2 separate regions of the Homo sapiens genome follow, and region 1 is linked to region 2. A link is an interaction called in ENCODE POLR2A ChIA-PET data of the cell type or tissue named here. Cell type or tissue: GM12878. All regions are shown on one strand. Links, peaks and the distances in the headings refer to the core of each region. The heading gives the core; the rest is flanking DNA.

Region 1 (4,387 bases), core at 262-4,261, 60 kb before region 2:
GACTACATCACAGATCACACCTCAATGAAGGGCAACAACAGCAGTCACCATTGTAGGTGTTTTATGTGTATTAACTAATTTGATCTTTTCAACATTATCCCTATTTATAGATAAAGTACTGGAGACCCAGATAGTACCAAGCAATTCAGTGTTTTCTGAAGGAAGACAAGTCAGAAGGGTGGCTTGCACCTGCAATCCCATCACTTTGGGAAGCTGAGGCCAGAGGATAGTTTGAGCCCAGGAGTTCGAGACCAGCCTGGGCAACATAGCCAGACCCCCCTCCCTGACATCTCTACAAAAATAAAAATTAAAAAATTAACTGGACATGGTGGCGAGTGCCTGTGGTCCTAGCCACTTGGGAGGCTGAGGCAGGAGGCTCACCTGAGCCCGGGAGTTGAAGTTGGAGGTTGCAATGAGCTATGATCGCATCACTGCACTCCAGCTGGGGTTAGAGTGAGACTTTGTCTTAATAATAATAATAAAGAAAGGCAAATCAAATGTTCAATGCAACTGCATTTTAAGAGCAAGTTTAGAAACCAAAACTTAATCAATAACCCTGTAACTAATAACAATATATATTTTAGTCCCACGTTGAGACAGAGCATGTAGAATGGAGAAAAGACAAAGGAACTAAGTGGGAATGGGAAGGACAAATAGCGGGGAACAAGGGAAGGGCAGTCTTTTCTAGTGCCTACCAGGTTTTCACCTTATCCAGGGGCCAAGAGACCAGCTCTCCAGGGACTAAAACTAGATCCATGAGGACTTGCTTCCACAGAAACCATGTAGAATTTGGGGCCCTGAGTTGTAGAGGGAGTGGAGTTCCCTCCATGTGGATGAGGAGGGGGTGGAGGGTCTGTGTGTCCATCTATTCACTCTTGAAGGGCTCTGGTCCCTGCTTCTACTGAGGTGGTGACCCCTTTATGTTGCCAGCGTCAGATTTCCTGTTTGTGATGCCCTTTAGTTTCTGGCTGTGTTTGCCTGCCTAGGCTTTGTCCTCAGGCTCATCCAGTAGCTGGGATTTTTCTGGCCACAGCCTCCTCTGATTCTGGCCCTGAGGGACTGAGTGTCTTTTATTTCAGGCTGCTCTAAAACCACTCCAGCTGCGCCTAGCACCGCTTCCTGCCACAGGACCGGGGAGGATGGTGACTTGGGTTCCTGTAACAAAGCCCCTTCCGTGAAGTTCCCCAACATACTCAGCTTTTTCCTTAACATAGCTGAGGTTGGGGAGGGGTCCAAAGAATCAGTCGCACAAAGGGAGAGAGCAGCTCTGTTCCAATAAACAAGATTTTGCACGCTCCAGTGCTTTCGGTCCACTGGAAGCTCTATATCCTCATTGCTGATGCCATTTGTCTCAGTTTTAGGGACCCAGTGACTCAGCACCCACAATCATGTTGCCTTTTGGCTGTGGCTGCAAGGCTTGCTGCCCCATAGTTATGACAACATTAAATCCTTTCCATCCAAACTGTCAAAAGTCTGGAATTTTACCCTACTTAAAAGATAGTTACTGTTGCTGTTTCATGGATGCTGGCAGAAGACACAAGACTCCTGGGTCAGAGACAGAATAATTTATGACTCATGGCACAACAATCAGCACTAGCATCCTGTTTGTGTCAATTCTCCTTGCTCTCTCAAGTCCCACAGGGGCAACATGGAGAGGCCCAGGTGGATGCTATGCATGGTACGGTTTGCATTGCAGACAAGGAATTCTGATTTCAGGGAAACTACCTATTTCATGGCCATTCTTCTCTTTGTCCTGATGGAAGACATTACCTTATCCCTCAAGGTTGCCCACTACACATACAGCTCTGGGAAAGGGCCTAGGAAAGTGTGGCCAGGGCCTTGCATTCCTGGCACACCCAGCAAGAACATGCAGGCATGCTCTGGACCATGCAGATTGCCTTTCCCAACACTGACCTCAGACGGTGCTGAAGAATAAAATAGGTTAAATGCCTGGCACATAATAAACTCAACCAATGCCAATAATTATATAATCATTCGAGTTGGTCAAAGAAATTAAGGCAGTTCTGACTACATCACACTCCTGAACATGTACAAAAAGTGACATGTATTAGTTGAATAAGAACTTAAACACAGCCGGGCATGGTGGCTCACACCTGTAATCCCAGCACTTTGGGAGGCCAAGGTGGGCAGATCGCTTGAAAGTCAGGAGTTTGAGACCAGCCTGGCCAACATGGTGAAACCTCGTCTCTACTAAAAATACAAAAATCAGCTGGGCATGGTCATGGTGGCCCATGCCTGTAATCCCAGCTACTTGGGAGGCTGAGGCAGGAGAATCACTTGAACCCAGGAGGCAGAGATTGCAGTGAGCCAAGATTGTGCCACTACACTCCAGCCTGGGTACCACAGCCAGACTCTGTCAAAAAAAAAAAAAAAAAAAGAACTTAAACACTATAAAGGAGAAGGGATCCCTTAAGTTTCTTTTGTCCTGAGACAAAATATATATAAAATATCTAATTACATCTTGCCTTTTAGATATTTTCTTCAATGACATTTCCAAATCATTTGTTCATACTCTCATTTTACTCTCCAACCGAATACATTAGGGATTGGCTTAAGTCCAATGAGCCCCAACTAGTGTGGCAAAGGTTTGTTACTTTTGGCCTGCTTATTGACTTCCAACCGTAGTAAATTATAAAACCTTTGCTTTTTCACTAATATCATCAGTTTTCGTTTTTAAAAGTACCCATTCAGGCCAGGCATGGTGGCTCAGGCCTGTAATCCCAGTGCTTTGGGAGGCCAAGGTGGGAGGATCGCTTGAAGCCAGCAGTTCAAGACTAGCCTGGACAGCAAAGCAAGACCCTATCTCTACAAACAAACAAACAAAAACAAACCAACAAATTAACCTGGCATGGTGACATGTGCCTGTAGTCTCAGCTACAGGCTGTGGAGGCTGAGGTGGGAAGATCACTGGAGCCCAGGAGTTTGAAGTTACAGTGAGCTATGATTGCACTGCTGCACTCCAGCCTGGACAACAGAGCCAGATCCCATCTCAAAAAGAATCCCACCCATTTAATAATCAGGGTGAAATGCAACAAAATATTTATTGCCCCAATGCTGCAGCACTGGCTAAGGCCAGAAGCAATGCCACTAGACTGTGCTGCTGTTGGAAGGGCGGGCAACTTGTCATCTGTCTGAAGAGTGCAGATGTCTATTATGAGAGGCAACTGTGGGGTGCCAGGCACAATGCATGGAGAACTGAGGATAACACCATCAGCTCAAAGATTGCCCATCCTGTGTTGGGCTCTGGCAGGAATTCGCACTTGAGGCTTTCACTAAACCTGCCCTCAGTTGCCTCTGTCTGCCTCCAAGAAGAGCTTATGCTTGGTGACCCTCTTCACAATAGGCACAGTCACCAGTGCATGGAGGGCACTGTATCCACGTCTGTTGGCTTATTTTTTTAAAACTGTTTTTTAGAGGCAGGGTCTCACTATGTTGCCCAGGCTGGTCTCAAATTTCTGGGCTCAAGCAATCCTCCTGCCTCAGCCTCCCAAAGTTCTGAAATTAGAGGAATGAGCCACTATGCCCAGCCTTACTGGCTTATTAAAAAGTTGGTGGTGGCTGGGCATGGTGGCTCACACCTATAATCCCAGCACTTTGGGAGCCAAGGCAGGTGGATCACTTGAGGCCAGCTGACAGCATTCTGGGAACAGCCACCCAACCTAGTCATGTTATTGAATATACCCAGTGCTGGCAACCTGTTATCTCTGCATGAGGCCTGGAGTTTGGGAAACAGTCAGCAGTCATTCAGAACCAAGTTTACTGGGTGGAAGGGCCATCAGGTTGGGTAAGATCATTTGGGATAAGAAAGGATAGATATGACCAAGAATGGGGCAGTTTTCCTTTGTGAGTCATAAAATTGCCTCCAAACACAGAGTGTTTAGAAATGTTTTTAGGAAACAGCGCTGTTGGATAAAACCTTACACTTGCTATTTCCTGGCATGGTTCTAGGTGCCAGACAACCCTATGGCGTAGGTAAAACTATCCCTGTTAGGCCCAGAGTAGCTAAAAATAGGCCTAAGATCACACAGGTAGTAAGGGGTGAAGCTGGGATTTGAACCCAGATGGTCTACCAGAAGAGTCTATACTTTTAACCACCTCATGAAACTGCCTCTTGGTTAAAAAAGACCATTGCCTCCTAAAGTGAAGACCTGGAAGGGAACAAGCCTGTTTAGAAACACACCAGATAGGCCGGGTGCAGTGGCAGACTCATGGCTTATCTGTTTTCTCTTTTTGCTTTCCTTTGGTCCCGCCAGCCTGACTCCTTTTCCTTAATTAGGACTCCACACCCAGCACTGTGAGAATAACCTTTCTGAAGCTCAGCTCTGTGAGGACACCCCCGTGCATAGGGGGTGAAAACAGAAGGCCT
Region 2 (4,315 bases), core at 316-4,315:
AAATACAAGTTGCTGTGTGTCTGCTGCGTGGTTGTTGTCATGGGCTCTCCCTGCACCATGACCCCCAGGAACCCCTTGAGTGCTGTGTCTTTTCTTTCAGCCTCTTCCTTTTCCTTCATTTATGCCCTTGACGTGTGCACGTTGGCACTGTCCAAGGCTTCTGGGGCTTTTGTGGTATAAATGTGGTGGCTTCCTAGCTTTTCCTGTTGATGGCTTGTCCCCAGCTCTGCCGAGTCTGCTGAGTCCCTTTTAGGTAGGTCTATTTCCCTTTACTTTCCAGTTTTTGGAACCTTGTTTTATACCTCCCTTTCTTTTTGTGTGGGTTGCCTTTTAAAAGAATTCTTTTGTTCTCGTAGAGTTCAGGGAGGGAGCTAAACTAAATGTGATATAGTCTACCAACTTTCCTAATCTATGTAATACTTTCTTGTAGCTGCACATTTCTCTAAACTGCCGCAACTTCCTTCTTCCTCTTTTCTTTATTTTACTTTTTTTTAAAATTGTGGTAAAATATACATAACATAAAACTTAGCATTTTAACTTTTTTTTTTTTTTTTTTTGAGACAGAGTTTCTCTCTTGTTGCCCATGCTGGAGTGTGAAGGCGCAATCTCGGCTCACCGCAACCTCCATCTCCCAGGTTCAAGCAATTCTCCTGCCTCAGCCTCCCAAGTAGCTGGGATCACAGGCATGCACCACCACGCCCGGCTAATTTTGTATTTTTAGTAGAGACAGGGTTTCCCCATGTTGGTCAGGCTTGTCTCAAACTCCTGACCTCAGGTGTTTTGCCCGCCTTGGCCTCCCAAAGTGTGGGATTACAGGTGTGAGCCACCGTGCCCTGCCAACATTTTTTTTTTTTTTTTTGAGACAGAGTCTCACTCTGTCACCAGGCTGGAGTGCAGGGGTGCAATCTCGGCTCACTGCAACCTCCACCTTCCGGGTTCAAGCAATTCTTCTGCCTCAGCCTCCAGAGTAGCTGGGACTACAGGCGCATGCGATCACACCCAGCTAATTTTTGTATTTTTGGTAGAGACGGGGTTTCACCATGTTGGCCAAGATGGTCTCGATCTTCTGACCTCGTGATCTGCCCGCCTCGGCCTCCCAAAGAGCTGGGATTACAGGCGTGAGCTACCATGCCTGGCCAATATTTTGTTTTTTTAAGAGACAGGGTCTCTCTCGGTCATCCAGGCTGGAGTGCAGTGGTGTGATTATAGCTTACAGTAACTCCTGGGCGCAAGCAGTCCTCTTGCCTCAGCCTCCTAAGGAGCTAAGACTATAGGCATGCGCCACCATGCCCAGCTAATTTTTTTTTTTTCCTCAAAGAGACGGGGTCTCACTATGTTGCCCAGGCTGATCTCAGACTCTTGGCCTCGAGCAATCCTCCTGCCTCAGCCACCCAAAGTATTAATAACCATTTTAAGTGTTGAGTTCATTGATATTAAGCACATGCATCATGACTATCTGTTTCCAAAACTATCATCATTTCAAACTGAACCTTTGTGCACATTAAATGATAACTTCCTGTTCTCCCCTCTCCCTACCTGCTGGCAACCACCATTATATTTTCTGTCTCTATAAACTGATTATTCTAGGTATCTCATATGAGTGGAATTATAAAATATTTGTCCTACATTTGGTTGATTTCACTTAGCATAGTATCTTCAAGTTCAACTTCTTTTTGGAACAAAAAGGGAATGAATGAGTGAGTAAATGGAGAATCAGCATTAATTGACCTGTATGGTCTTAGCCTCTCTGGCTGTCTCAGCTCCAAAGTCAGGCTTTTCCTGCCAGCTCAAAATATCCTTTAGCAGAATGCATTAACATGTCAGGTTAACTGTCAGTGTCTTTAAAAATGGTTAGAAGGGCATGGCATACACAGTGAAGTAGAATCCTGCACTTAGGCTAGTCCTGTTGGAAAGAGAAGGACTTGAGGTACAGGAGAGCAGTGGCCTCTGCTAATGTGGAATTTGCTCCAGCTACCCTGCAGACCACCCAGGAGCAGGGGCTAAGACAGCGTCCTCCAGAACTGCCCTGGCTCCCAGGACTGTGGTGGAGGGGAATCAAACTCCTTCTAGGTGGGGACTTCCTGCACCAAGTGTTACTTGGGGCCGTGAAAATTTGGTTCTCCCTCTACAGATTTCTGCATGAATCCCCAGACAGTGCTGCTCCTGCGGGTCATCGCCGCCTTCTGTTTCCTGGGCATCCTGTGTAGTCTCTCCGCTTTCCTTCTGGATGTCTTTGGGCCGAAGCATCCTGCTCTGAAGATCACTCGTCGCTATGCCTTCGCCCATATCCTAACGGGTAAGCCGTGAGCCTGCTCACAGTGGGAGAGGAACTGCTACAGGGTGGGGGCATCCTGTCTGAGTTGCCGGTGGGGGCTCTGGTTTCTCTGAGCAGGCACCCTTCCAGGAGCTCATGTGCCAAGCTCCAGTCTTTCCCAGAGTGTCAGGGTGTCAGCAGCCTGCTCCAGTCTAGCTGCTAACTTGCCAGGATCACAAACCCACTCAGCCCAGCTGTAGAGGGGAAATGTTGCTAGAAATTCCACAAGGAAGCTCACAGCTCTCTAAAATGGCATTTGAAGCTCAGACCTGACATGAGTGAAGAAGGAACCAGGCAGTCTCCCGTGTCTCCCCTGGAGCTCCTGGTCAGATTCTCTCCTCTCCACCTTCCTGCTTCCCTACAGACCCGCCTTTTCTTGTATGTAGCTGCTGTCCTCCCTCGTGCCTGCACTGCTGTGCTGGTTTGAATTGTGGTGTGCCTACTCCAGCTCCCAAGCTGCATGACCCTATTTGCTCCTTAAGACAGATGGAATCTGACTGGCCTAGATCAGGTCAGACTGCTGTCCCCAACCTCAGGCCAGGAATCCCATGGTCAAGAGAGCTCCTCCTTGCAGAGTCTGGGGCCAGGCAGGTTCTCTGAGAATGGGGTTTGGGTAGAGAGGCTGTGATTGGGTCCTCAAGCATCCTAGCTGTGGAGTGCTCACTAATTCCCCTTCTGTGCTGTCCCTCTGTCTCCTAGTTCTGCAGTGTGCCACCGTCATTGGCTTTTCTTATTGGGCTTCTGAACTCATCTTGGCCCAGCAGCAGCAGCATAAGAAGTACCATGGATCCCAGGTCTATGTCACCTTCGCCGTTAGCTTCTACCTGGTGGCAGGAGCTGGTGGAGCCTCAATCCTGGCCACGGCAGCCAACCTCCTGCGCCACTACCCCACAGAGGAAGAGGAGCAGGCGCTGGAGCTGCTCTCAGAGATGGAAGAGAACGAGCCCTACCCGGCGGAATATGAGGTCATCAACCAGTTCCAGCCACCCCCTGCTTACACACCCTAATGCCAGCCCTGGGCTCTCTTCCTCGGCAGCCCCTCCCTCAACTCTGCAGCTCCTCTCGCACCCAGAGGAGCTCCTTTCCCCAGCAGGCCTCACTGGTAGGATCCTGACCATCTTCTCCAAACCTTCCCCAGGAGAGACTCTGCCTTTAGGGTCATCCAAGTATCCCTGCTCTCAGAACCGGAGGTCCACTGGTTTTCTATAATGTACTCTTTCCCTCCTGCCACATCCTGCCCCCTTCACATTCACGAGTCATTACCAGCCAGGGAAGGTCATCCAAGTTTCCTCCAGCATGGGCGATATCTTTGGGACCGAGACTTTCCTTGGAGAGCTGCTGAGAGCGGACAGTCCCAAAAACAAGTGTCAAAGGGCCCAAGGGAAAGGGGACTGTGCCCTGGAGGCTCACTTCACAGGGATCAGTGTTTGCTCCACAGCTGTAGCTCTGGGCTGACGCCCCCCAGACCCCTTCCTTCTCGGAGTGACCCGCCCCCAGGCCACCTGCTCCGGGGAGTTCTGTGCACTTTACTCTTTGGACTTCTCCTCACGTGTGCCCTGGTTTTATGGGGAGAGGGAATCGCTGTTGGGAAGGCAGAGCAGTTGCAACCCTCTCTGCCCTTGCTTCATGTGGCTGGAGCCCAGGCAAGGAGAGCAGGAGCCAGCGTGAGACTGAGGCCCCCTGGTGCCTATCAAGGACCAGAGTGAAGGGGACTACATCTCCCAGCCCTTCACCTTTTAAATATGAGTGGTTTTAAAAGGAAAAAAATGAAACCAGGCAACAGCAACAATATTCTGTTTTTAAAATAGGGACAAGACTGTTGTCACTTTTTAGACATGTATCCCATTCCTTTTGGCTCTGCAATATTTGGGGCTGTAGCTCCTTCCAAGCCCATGGTAGTCCCTCCCCGAGTCTCTCCCAGTAGAATGCAGCCTCCCTTCCCTGGCCCCTTCCCTCTCAGTGACGGTGACTCCCTGGGGCCTTCTCGTGGAACCCAGAGGG

What was found. ChIA-PET counts read pairs that join two places held together with the same protein. Peaks named below come from ENCODE experiments on the same cell type or tissue, not always from the same donor. Only the 100,000 strongest peaks of a DNase experiment are listed, where the experiment ranks them.
Region 1: POLR2A ChIA-PET joins it to region 2 with 7 read pairs; 18 of 35 experiments call an interaction of 5 or more read pairs at or near these places.

What each region holds. Positions count from the first base shown.
Region 1 is chr2:96,312,679-96,317,065 of GRCh38, reverse strand. No RefSeq gene overlaps it. Among named protein-coding and RNA genes, the nearest start is that of SNRNP200, 9.3 kb to the right of the region's middle. RefSeq lists an enhancer at 989-1,038. In GM12878, for the core only: no CTCF peak of the experiment used is centred there; no DNase peak of the experiment used is centred there; H3K4me3 peaks cover 778 bases; H3K27ac peaks cover 705 bases.
Region 2 is chr2:96,252,814-96,257,128 of GRCh38, reverse strand. TMEM127 (transmembrane protein 127) reads left to right here. Exons shown (of 4, transcript NM_017849.4): 3 at 2,132-2,296; 4 at 3,014-4,315. The coding sequence ends at 3,321. Among named protein-coding and RNA genes, the nearest start is that of TMEM127, 11 kb to the left of the region's middle. In GM12878, for the core only: no CTCF peak of the experiment used is centred there; no DNase peak of the experiment used is centred there; H3K4me3 peaks cover 50 bases; H3K27ac peaks cover 153 bases.